3 separate regions of the Homo sapiens genome follow, and all the other regions are linked to region 3. A link is a contact called in ENCODE Hi-C or POLR2A ChIA-PET data. All regions are on one chromosome and are shown on one strand. The core of a region is the stretch at or near the end of the contact, and the rest is flanking DNA. Distances in the headings are between cores, read along the strand shown. Region 1 overlaps GCNT2 (glucosaminyl (N-acetyl) transferase 2 (I blood group)). Region 2 holds the start of SMIM13 (small integral membrane protein 13). Region 3 holds the start of EEF1E1 (eukaryotic translation elongation factor 1 epsilon 1).

What was found. A loop is a pair of places that touch in the nucleus more often than their neighbours do. ChIA-PET counts read pairs that join two places held with the same protein, here RNA polymerase II (POLR2A). Pooled maps may share reads with other maps.
Region 1: a loop to region 3 is called in a map of B cell, with 8 times the contacts of the local background. The contact joins the enhancer-like site here to the promoter of EEF1E1 in region 3. A Hi-C loop is called at or near these places in 1 of 168 maps with a recorded cell type or tissue (B cell), 2 of 37 single-sample maps with no recorded cell type and 6 of 50 pooled maps. POLR2A ChIA-PET finds 5 or more read pairs at or near these places in 3 of 52 experiments (OCI-LY7, T-cell and activated CD4-positive, alpha-beta T cell).
Region 2: a loop to region 3 is called in a map of CD8-positive, alpha-beta T cell, with 18 times the contacts of the local background. The contact joins the promoter of SMIM13 here to the promoter of EEF1E1 in region 3. A Hi-C loop is called at or near these places in 4 of 168 maps with a recorded cell type or tissue (B cell, CD4-positive, alpha-beta T cell, CD8-positive, alpha-beta T cell and 1 more) and 10 of 50 pooled maps.

The regions. Positions count from the first base shown.
Region 1 is chr6:10,530,488-10,534,060 of GRCh38, reverse strand. All of the region lies in intron 3 of GCNT2 (glucosaminyl (N-acetyl) transferase 2 (I blood group)), which reads right to left. Among named protein-coding and RNA genes, the nearest start is that of GCNT2, 11 kb to the right of the region's middle. RefSeq lists an enhancer at 1-59. Within about 2 kb of position 1,545, at least 6 of the 41 ENCODE cell types and tissues checked have a DNase peak (open chromatin) inside an H3K27ac peak, as active enhancers do; they include B cell and OCI-LY7, where a contact is called at or near this core.
Region 2 is chr6:11,091,687-11,095,467 of GRCh38, reverse strand. It overlaps SMIM13 (small integral membrane protein 13), which reads right to left and starts at 1,634. Exons shown (of 2, transcript NM_001135575.2): 1 at 1,079-1,634. The coding sequence starts at 1,154. RefSeq lists enhancers at 945-1,064, 945-1,486, 1,735-1,944, 1,487-2,027 and a silencer at 1,165-1,474.
Region 3 is chr6:8,100,589-8,104,482 of GRCh38, reverse strand. It overlaps EEF1E1 (eukaryotic translation elongation factor 1 epsilon 1), which reads left to right and starts at 1,935. Exons shown (of 4, transcript NM_004280.5): 1 at 1,935-2,048. The coding sequence starts at 1,962. EEF1E1-BLOC1S5 (EEF1E1-BLOC1S5 readthrough (NMD candidate)) reads left to right here and starts at 1,888. Exons shown (of 7, transcript NR_037618.1): 1 at 1,888-2,048. RefSeq lists silencers at 1,683-1,882, 2,023-2,142, 2,351-2,536.

The DNA of each region.
Region 1 (3,573 bases), core at 296-2,795, 2.4 Mb before region 3:
AAGTGCTGAAGCACAGGCAAGAATTTCAAATAAAGTAGAAGCAGGCAAAGCAAAACCAGCAGAGGTGGAGACTCTGCGACATGAGGACGGCCAACGTCTCGGTGCTGCTAGGGCGGCAGAGCCTGACCACTGCACCAGCAATGAGGATGCGTGGTCCACCTCCCCTGCCTGTGGTCGCAGCCACAGGCCACAAGTAAAAGTGATGTTTCAAACTGAGTTAAATAAAATACATTCTTTTTTTTTTTTTTTTTTTTTTTTTTGAGACAGAGTCTTGCTCTGTCACCCAGGCTGGAGTACAGTGGCATGATCTCAACTCACCACAACCTCTGCCTCCTGGTTCTCCTAAATCGCTGAAGCGATTCTCCTGCTTCAGTCTCCCGAGTAGCTGGGGTTACAGGCACAAGCTACCACGCCTGGCTAGTTTTTTGTATTTTTAGTAGAGTTGGGGTTTCACCATGTTGGCCAGGCTGGTCTCAAACTCCTGACCTCAAGTGATCCGCCCACCTCGGCTCCCCAAAGTGCTGGGATTACAGGCGAGAGCCACCACACCTGGCATAAAATACATTCTTTAAATTCATATTATCTGCTTCTTTTTACTTCTTTTAATGTGGCTCCTGGAAAATCTAAAATTTGATTTTAGATCTATGGCTCCCATTATAGCATTCCTATTGGGCAGTGCTGTTCTCCCTTCCCATGAGACCACTTCAGCTGTGAGATGTTTTTCTGGACTAATTTTTTTTTAAATTTTTATTTCTGAGATGGAGTCTCACTCTGTCGCCCAGACGCGAGTGCAGTGGCAGGATCTTGGCTCACTGCAACCTCCGCCTCCCAGGCTGAAGTGATTCTCCTGCTTCAGCCTCCCGAGTAGCTGGGATTACAGGCACGTGCCACCACACCCGGCTAATTTTTGTATTTTTAGTAGAGATAGGTTTCACCATGTTGGCCAGGCTGGTCTTGAACTCCTGACTTCAGGCGATCCACCCAGCTCAGCCTCCCAAAGTGCTGGGATTACAGGCGTGAGCCACCACACCTGGCCTGGACTAGTTACTTTACAGAATCCTAATCATAATCCCTCAATCATGACAATGAATTGGAACAATCTCAAAATGTCCCTCGCACACCTGCCAAAAAAAAAAAAAAAAAAAAGCAAAAACCACAACATATACACATCAACCAGAAGGACCCTTACAACGGAAAATGGCTCAGATCTCCACATAGCCGGAATAATAATTAAACAAGACAACCCTTAGGTTTCTAATTCCCTAACCTCCTACATTCAGCCCTGCCTCAGGTCAGGAAAGAGTTGGCAGGGCTTGCCCGATGTGGTGGCTCACGAGGCTGAGGCAGGAGGATCGCTTGGGCCCAGGAGTTCAAGACCAGCACTGGCAACACAGCAGGACCTCGTCTCTACAAAAGTTAAAGTTAGCCAGGCATGGGGGCACATGCCTGTAGTCCCAGCCTCTTGGAAGGCTTGAGCCTGGGAGGTCAAGACCAGCACGGGCTGGGTGCTGTGTGGCTCACACCTGTAATCCCAGCACTTTGGGAGGTTGAGGCCGTGAGCCGTGATTGTGCCACTGCACTCCAGCCTGGATGACAGAGTGAGATCCAAAAAAAGAAAAAAAAGAGTTGGCAGAGCTGGTCAGGGTCCTCCGGCAGTGTTCCTCCACACACATAACACAGAAATGACTTCAGGGGCTAACTTTTGTTAAGTTTCTGAAAAACATGAATTGGTGCATTTGTTTTCTATTGCTTTGCCAATCTGTTACTGCTAACACGGGGTGTAAAAATCCAGCTCCAATAGATACATCGAGTCGAGAAGTCAGGGGGTTTCCCTTAAGTTTCTGTTGAGTCCCCTGATTAGGATCACAGACTCTGAGAGTGGGAAGGGACTCGGAGGCCATCCGGTCCAATCCTTGAGGTTTCCTCAGCAGCACTTCCCCAGCCCTGCTTCCCTTGGCTTTGCTCACCATTGAGGAAGCTGCCCGTTTTATTCCCAGCTCCATGTGTTCTCATCTCCCACCCGCTGGCCCTAGATTCTACTTCCAAAACGACAGAGTTGGTCTAATTTCTCTTTCCTGAGCAAATCTTTTAATTAGGTAAAGACACCGATCCCTCTTCAAGTCTTTTCCAAATCAATTATCCTTTTTCTTTGTCTTGGTCTTCTCTAAAAAAAAAAAAAAAAAAAAGTGGGGATTGGCCTTTTTACCTCCCTGGCTGCTCTCTTTGGAACTGCTGTGTCAATGTCTCCCCGTATAGTAGGGTGGCCAGACCTGAAGAGTCTACATCCTACTCCAAGCACATGGGAGAGAAGTGAGGCTTTCACTTCCCTTACTCTGGACACTACAATTCTATTTAAACAGCTCTGTGCTTTCCCCACCAGACTTTCCTGAGCCCTAATTTCTTTTGATCACTATACTTCCCCTTCTGGCTCTGAGAAAATCACAGACTTAAAGAGAATTCTAAGCCTATGAAGCTTTGTATGCCAATATCTAAAACAAGCACCTGCAATGGTTTACACCCCTGGCTGTACATGAGAATCACTTGGAAGCTGTACAAATATCAATAGTTAGGTCTTGCCCCAAGGAGGGAAACAGGCCCTGGCTTAGTTATTTTTAGAAGCCCCAGATGATCGTAATGTGCATCCAGGGTTGAACCAGCAATCCAAAGAAACCAGGACTGTGATCTTCATACAGGTTCCAGTTACTTTTTCCTTTGAACTGCAAATATGAATTCTTATTTTGAATTGAACTAGCAGGACTAAATTGGTTCACTATAAACAACTTGAGATTATTCAAAAATCATTTGGAACTTGGACCAAAGGAGAGATGGAATTGATTTAGCAACAATTGAGACCTTATTGAAAGTCAACCTAAAAAGAACATCAGGCTTAGGAGACCTGGTTTATAATTGGTGCATTTGCTTACTAGCTGTGGGATTTGAGCACATCATGTAATCACATTGAAGTTTCTTCATCTATAAAATGGAGGTACTAGTCTAGAAATCTTTTTTTTTTTTTTTTTGAGACAGAGTCTCCGCTGGAGTGCGATGACGTGATCTTGGCTCACTGCAACCTCCGCCTCCTGGGTTCAAGCGATTCTACTGCCTCAGCCTTCTGAGAAGCTGGGATTACAGGCATGCGCCACCACGCCTGGCTAATTTTTGGTATTTTTAGTAGAGACGGGGTTTCACCATGTTGGCCAGGCTGGTCTCGAACTCCTGACCTTGTGATCCGCCCACTTCAGCCTCCCAAAGTGCTGGGATTACAGGTGTGAGCCACTGCGCTCAGCCTAGAAATCTTTAAGGTGCAATAAGGTTTTTTTGTTTGTTTGTTTGTTTTAACTTCTTGAAAAAAAATAGAGACAGTGTCTCACTATGTTGCCCAGGCTGGTCTCAAACTCCTGGCTTCAAGAGATCCTCCTGCCTCAGCCTTCCAAAGCGCTGGGATTACAGGCGTGAGCCACCATGCCTGGCCATGCTTTAGATTTTTGATTCAAGACCAGAAAAGAGCTTGCAAATAAAAAATTTGAAAGTTGTATCTTGCTCCCATTTCAAAAGGATGGGAGCTTCAACAGA
Region 2 (3,781 bases), core at 385-2,884, 3.0 Mb before region 3:
AGTCTGAGGCAGGAGAATCACTTAAACCCAGGAGGCAGAGGTTGCAGTGGGCCAAGATCAGGCCACTGCATTGCACTCCTGCCTGGGCAACAAGAGCGAGACTCCATCTCAAAAAATAAAATAAACATATAAGTTTATAAATACATACACATGCATATGCACAAGTGCACACATATATTCCACAGCGTCACTAAGTATTAATTTGTACATTTATCGTGTAATGAACAAGCCCTATAGTATCTGTATGAATTCTGACCCATTATTACATCAACCTGAACCCATACTTCAGTCTTATAAATATGTGTAAACTCACTGACACGTGTTCTACGTACTTTTTAGATTTTCACAATTGCTTAGCCACTTTGCTAAGAGACCTGTGGTTATCAGCTACTATACATGTACAAAGAAATCAAAAAGATCTAAAATTGGGCTACCATTATTTGAAGAAAAAAGTTGAACGTCCTCTCATTCCAAGAAGGAAAATACGCACAGCATTCGAAATAGCACCATTATTATAGAACTGAGAGTTAGGTTACCCGACCCTGCAAGTTTAATATAGCCGGTGTTTCTAAGCTCTGCCTGGTCTCCACATCTCTGCTTGGAATTGAGTTTAAGGCTGAACTCTAAGTAAACAATTTCACGCGTGCTGAAAACCCAACTCTACCCCACTCGCTGATGAAACGAAGGTGACACCTCTCATTATTAAGGTCAGAATCTGTGCAAATGAAAAAGGACCAATCAATCACTTCACCTTCGAATGCAGGCCAAGGTTACAATCTGGGCAGCCTGTGGTGAGAATGAAAGAGCAGACGCTGCCGGTGAAGCAAGGCTGAGTTTCACTCAGAGGCAGGAAGCCCTGGAGCCTGTCCTTTCCCTCCCCAGGATGCCCGAGGGCCGGCCATGAGTAAAGGGCCCACCTCTGCGCTCAGCCCTAGAGGCTAAGGGACAACAGTTGATTTTAAGACAATTGTCCGTCCACGCCCTTTTGTTTTTTTCAAAAAAACAAACAACAAAAAAAACCCCAGCAGATCAGCGACCCGGCGTGTGGAACTGCCTCGCGGCTACCGCCCCCACTCACCGCACACCATCAGCAGCAGGACGATCAGCAGCGTGGCCACGAACACAAGCAGAGTCAGCCCGACGCTGTGCCACATCTTGGGGGCAGAAGGGCAGTCGGCTCGGGGCGGCTGGCGCGGACGGCGGTGAGCGCGGGCGGCGGCGCGTCCTGCGCTTCAGCGGCGGGCGCCAGGCGCGGCTGGGCGCCGGGGCGGCATGGGCGGCTGGCGCCCCCTCGGCAGCGCCCCCAGGGGGTGGGGCGGCGCAAAGGCGGGCACTGTGGGACCGCCCGCCCGCCCGATCCTTTTCCCGCCGGGGTGGCCAGAGCGCGGGAGGCAGGCGGGCCTCAGGGCGCCTCTAGTCCCTCATCGCCCCGGAGAGCCGAGGCCGCGGCACCCAGAGACCCCAGCGGTCGGATGCGCTTCCATGGCGGACGCCGCGCGCCTGTAGGGAGGACAGAGGGTAAGCACGGGTACACACGGCGGCCACAAGGCCCTCGTCGCTGTCCACCCGTGTCTCTGAGACCCCAGGGATGCCAGATGTCAGCGTCGCCCGGCCGCGGCTGTAGCGGCTTCTCCGCCCCAGGCCCCCTACCGCTGGGGCAGCTCATCACCAAGCTCGCCTCCTCCGCGGCGCGGGGTCGGCTGGGAGATGGAGTGCAGAGCCTGGTGGAGTCGGGACGGCGTTGTCTCGCAGGGACTACAACTCCCAGAATGCACCGCCACTCGGGCTTCGCTGCTTTCATTCTCGGGCGGCTCTGCCTTTGGTCTTGCTCAAGTCGCCTCAGTCGGACGACCGTGGGCTGGCCTTCTCCAAAGCCGCGGATCTGGCTGCCCGTCCTGCTGAGGCGCCAGTGAGATTTCAACCATTACTCCGTATACAAAGTCGTTTTGTTTCTAGCCGTAATCGATGAAGTACGGCGAGAGAGGAAAGAGGAGGCGGCTGCCTGAAAAACTGGTTGCTCGTGCACCTAGCCCTGTTGCCGGGGGCGAAGGTTGGCTATTTGGGACTTGGAGGAAGAACTCAGGTCCCTGCCGCAGACGCGGGTCAGGACACGAAATCTCATTTTCCCCCTGCAACAGATGTTATGTTCTATCTTTTCGTAAGTAAAGCATTTCAGAAATGGCCCGCGGGTGACTTAAGGACAGCTGCACTGCCCTCAAATCACCTGCCTGAGTTGTAAGTTAGACCCAGCTGCCTCCTTGAGACCAAGCTTGGAGATTTTGCCGCACTGGCTTACACCTCTACGAAACAAGACACTGTAGTAATCTCAACTACTGTATCTCCACCCAAAATTGAAACTCCCCACTTCCGCCAGATTACATTCATTTGTTAAAGAGGTGCCCCCAGAAGAATAGAGGGTAAATGTGTCCCTCTTTTAGAAGGAATCAGAGCCTTCGAGTTTTCCTGTGATTCTTTTGCTCCCTGAGATACCTTTTTACTCTTCTAAAAATTACAGTTTCCTGTCTTCTGTCTCCAAAAACAAACACAAAAGTTCTAAGCAGCAATCCCTTGATTTAATAAATGTATCCTGCCATACCCAGCTGCCCTACTATGTGAACTGTATTCCCTAAGAAGCAACATTAGGAACAAATACCATGTATAAAAATACATTAAAGGATAATTACTTGCTTTGCAACAGATTTAATATAGATTCCTGTGAAGAGAATGAACCCAGTGCAATTAAGATATATTTACAAAAAATCAGTGTGTGCTTTTTTCATGGGTGGTTCAATTATGTTGCATAATTAAAACACATTTTATTAAAAGCCAGTTGAAAATACGCGTCAGGGCTAGGCGAGGTGGCTCACGCCTGTAATCCCAGCACTTTGGGAGGCTAAGGCGAGCAGATCACCTGAAGTCAGGAGTTCGAGACCAGCCTGGCCAACATGGTGAAACCCTGTCTCTACTAAAAATACAAAAATTAGCCGGGGGTAGTGGTGGGCGCCTGTAATTCCAGCTACTCAGGAGGCTGAGGCAGGAGAATCGCTTGAACCCAGGAGGCCAAGGTTGCAGTGTGCCGAGATCACACCACTGCACTCCAGCTTGGGCAACAGAGAGACTCTTATCAAAAAAAAAAAAAAAAAGAAAAGAAAAGAAAACAGCCATCGGAAGAACTAAAATAATTTATTTTAAAGGACCTTTTTCTCTTTGATTCACATATATTGGAATACCTATAGGGGCCAGGCACTGTTCTAAGTGCTGGGGATACAGCAGTGAATAAGACAAAGTGCCTTTACTCAAGATGCTTATATGACAGTTGGAAAAAAACAGACAATAAGCATAAATAGAGAAATCTCAGGAACTGCTATTAATAGCAAGACAGTGTGATAAATGTAGGTGTGTTATTTTAGCTTGTTGGGGGATCAGGGAAGGTCTTCCTGAGGAAGTAACATTTAATCTGAGTCCTGAATGACAACAAGGATTCATGGAAAGACCTAGAGAAGAACATACCAGGTAAAGGGAACAGCTAGTGCAAAACCCACAAGAAGGAAATAAACCTGGCCATTGCTCTAAGCCTTTTCAATGTTTCTCAACTCTGGATGCACATTTCAAATCACGTAGGGAGATTTATAAATTACGAATGGCTAGACCTCATCCCCATACCAAATGAACAGAATCTCTGGGAGTAGGGCCTAAGCATGGTTGTTTTTTATTTTTGTTTTTGAGACAGTCTCATCCTGTCTGCCACAGCTGGCCGGATGCAGTGGCTCACACCTGTAAT
Region 3 (3,894 bases), core at 686-3,185:
TACTTTCTTTTCTTTCTACTATAACTAGATGGTCCAGACTGATCTCCCCGCAAGGTTTGGATTCAGCCGGTCTCCAAAGAGCCCCCATTTCTTTTTGTGGGAAATAGTATTTGAAACCAGAATCTGGGTGCTGGGGTGCTCATTGCTACTGAGTTGTCCTTGTTTCTAGGCCTTTTAAGTAAACAGAGCTAGGTAGGAAATACTTTTCATTTTCCTTAAGATAAAAGCGTCATAAGTTCATATTGATATTACAATTCAAATTCAGGACCAGAAAGTTTTGATTTAACCTCATCTACCTTACAACTCCTCTTTTGGGCAACACCAAACACCCAACTTTCCAGCAACACCACATGATTGCATCTTTGCTTTATTCCACAGTACATATACAGCACCATACCAATGCTGACACTGCCAAGATGCTAACCAAACCAACAAACAAAAAGAACCAAAAACAGGTTTTCATGAATTTTGTCCTTAAAGCATATCTTACTAAGAGTATACAATTAAATGACTGTGCTATAAAGTCACTTAAAAGAGGTCCACACTGGGTGATGATGTCATCAATTTGATGTACAATATGCTTTGTTCTGCTTTCAGTTTTTTAGGGATTTCTTTTTTAATTTGATATTTCTATAATTATGCAAAGGCCAAACCTTATTTTCAATATACCACCCATTGGCATTGGATAAATGTTAATTTTTTTAAAAAATGTTTTATTACAAGCAAAAAGTGTACCTAAACCCTGAAAATGGATATGTGAATTATCTTAGAGGGTTGGTCTTTTAAAAAGTAGTAGAATAGTCATTCCATTATCTGAATATGGAAAGTAAAACAGATAATTTAGTGCCTAACAATCCACTTATACTGAAATTTCTTTTGTATTTTGTTATGTTGATTTGGCAAAAGTTTCTTTTCCTTATGTTTACTTCTGCTGACAGAGTAAACTCATTAAGTATTCTGGGATAGGGAAGGTGTAACACAGTAACAACATTCCCCACTAAACTTTGATATTTCTGATTCAATGATGAGTTACCTTGTAGGATTGTTCTATTTCTCTCAGACTAATACACACTTTGTTTATTCATTCTTCAAAGTGGAAAATATTTTGTATTTTCACAAATCTTTTGGAAATATTCAACATATACTACTAATTTTCTTTCTTTCTTCCTTTCTTTCTTTTTTGAAGATACAAGAATGTAGCAAGTTAGTGGGGCAAAGTTATGCACCTTGTTTATTTATATACCAAAACTTCATAAATTATGTAACCAGCCTTCTGGTACTGCAAAAAAAGATCATTAATGCCATTAATGGCTTATTTCCTTGAGCTGTAATTATTTGACCCCTATCTGACATACTCCGTGTTCTGTGAATAATCTTTAAATGTATAATTCTACTGCTAGTGTTGAGCTGTAGATCAACAGTAGAAAAACCAGTTTTTCGAATTCACCACTACAACACAATTAAAATCCTCATGAATTATGCTACACGTTAGAAACTCCTAATGGACTGTGAACTTTTTGCTATTCAATTTGATTGTTCAAATTTACAGATTCCTGAACCAAACTAAGGCAAATTTCAGTTCCCATCATATATAAATTCTCTTAGACTAGCAAATGAGTTAACGAGTTACCGCTGGCAGCCATGTCAATAGATTGCCATTTAGAGATCCAGATCCAGTCTACTGCAGCCACCGAAGCCCGGCCTTGGGGCCTTTCTACCAGTAACTAGCTCCCCAACAGTTCGAGTGGAAATTTACCATCACTTCTCCACCTGTCTCACACCCCGCCCTCAGCCCCGCCCCTTCCACCGGCCCCGCCTCCTGTGCTTTGGCGCGCGCTCTCCACGCCCCTTCCGTTCAGCCAATCGCCGCTGAAGTTTGCAGGAGTGGGACTTCTGTTTCCACCAATGCGGGAGGTTCTTGTTCTGCAGGTCTCGCGTCTGCCAGGAGCTACGGCCGGAAGATGGCGGCGGCCGCAGAGTTGTCGCTACTGGAGAAGTCCCTGGGACTGAGTAAGGGGAATAAATACAGTGCTCAGGGCGAGCGACAGGTGAGAAGGAGAGGCGGCGCGGAGGGGAAGAGGTGGACGGGAGCGGGGCCTGCCGAGCCCTGGCAGGACCCGGGCCGGCCACCAGATACGGGCGGAGTGAGGATGCTGCTACCCAGCTCCCCACGTGTCTGCGCCGCTAGCCGGCTGGCGCCTCTGGGCCTCGGCCCCTGCCATCCTACCTCCTGGAGGGAGGGGTTAACCAGCTCAGGTTGGGCTTGGCCTGAACTTCACCTCCTGGGAAATTGTCATCATCCCATTATGAGGAAACAAAACCAGTTGGAGGAGGGTCCTCACAGGGCTCTTAGACCAACCTGGAATGTATTCAGTAACTGGCTTTTTTTTTTTTCCCGTAATCGCACCTTTCATTCAGTTATTGCGCAGCGACTCCGTTATAGCTAACAGGGTGCCAGGTAGCACCGTGCTGGGTCTGGGGAATACAATGATGATTTAGGGGAACATGCTTCCTCCTCTCAGGCAGCTTGCTTTTTGGCCAGGTGGACAAACATTGCAACCATTTAAATTGGAAGAGTGCCACGTTGCACCATAAATGGCAGAGAGAACACCTAAGGAGTCTTGGCCCAATCTAGGGGATTCGGGGAAGGCGTTTCTAAAGCCTTGGATTATCAGTTTAAGTGTTACGACCCACAGTGAATGCGGGAAACATCACAAGGTATGAGATTGCCTGGTTAGGCACTGTTAGAACGTTTGTGTTTTATAGTTGTTTGTCGTAGAAGGAATGTATTAGAGAAGGAAATTGGTTGTAGGAAGACTACTTTGGATATATGTTTTTTTTGCTCCTTTGAGATTTTTTCCAAATGATGTTTGGTTTTTGTCTTTAATTTTTTCTCTTCTTCATTTGGTCCATGTGAAGATCTTGTCTAGAAAGTAGTAGTATAGTTTTTATTTAAGTTAACCTGAAGCCTAGAAAGGTTAAGTGTTCAGCCTAAGATCAGCCCTGTGATTGGTGGCAGAGTAGGCGTTGGAGCCAAAGTGGCCTTCTTTTGGTGTTTCCTCTGCCCCAGTGATAATTCCGTCCCTTCGGCCCCTACTCCCTAGCTTAGTGTATATATTATATAATATATATGTAGTATAAATATAATATATATGGCCGAGTGGACAAACATTGCAACCGTTTAAATTGGAAGAGTGCCATATATATATATATATATATATATATATATATATATATATTTTTTTTTTTTTTTTTTTGAGACAAAGTCTCACTGTGTCGCCCAGGCTGTAGTGCCATGGCATGATCTCGGATCACTGCAACCTCTGCCTCCCGGGTTCAAGCGATTCTTCTGCTTCAGCCTCCCAAGTAGCTGGGGTTACAGGTGTTCGCCACCACGCTCAGCTAATTTTTGTATTTTTAGTAGAGACCGGGTTGCACCATGTTGGCCAGGCTGGTCTTGAACTGGTGACCTCAGGTGATCCACATGCCCTGGCCTCCTAAAGTGCTGGGATTACAGGCGTGAACCACTGTGCCTGGCCTAGTTTATATTTTTTAGGGACCATTGCCAAGATATGAGTATTATCTAGTATGAGAAACAATCATCAGCAAATAATTTAAAGCACAACATAGTAAGCACTTCATGGACTGTCGTGGGTGAGCAGCAACTCTCTGGGGCTGGTGGCGCCAGGGTAAGAATTTACCAGGACAGCTGTACGTAAAGAAAAGCAGATTTATTAGAGAAAGTATGAAAATATGTTGCAAGAGTGCAACAGGCAAGTTAGTAAGAGAGGAGCTAACTGCAAGGAAACAAAGGCTGGCTGGGGATTTTACGGAATAGTACTTCAGTTGTGTGCTGAAGAGGGGTTTGTGCAGTACTGATAACACCAAGGTTGC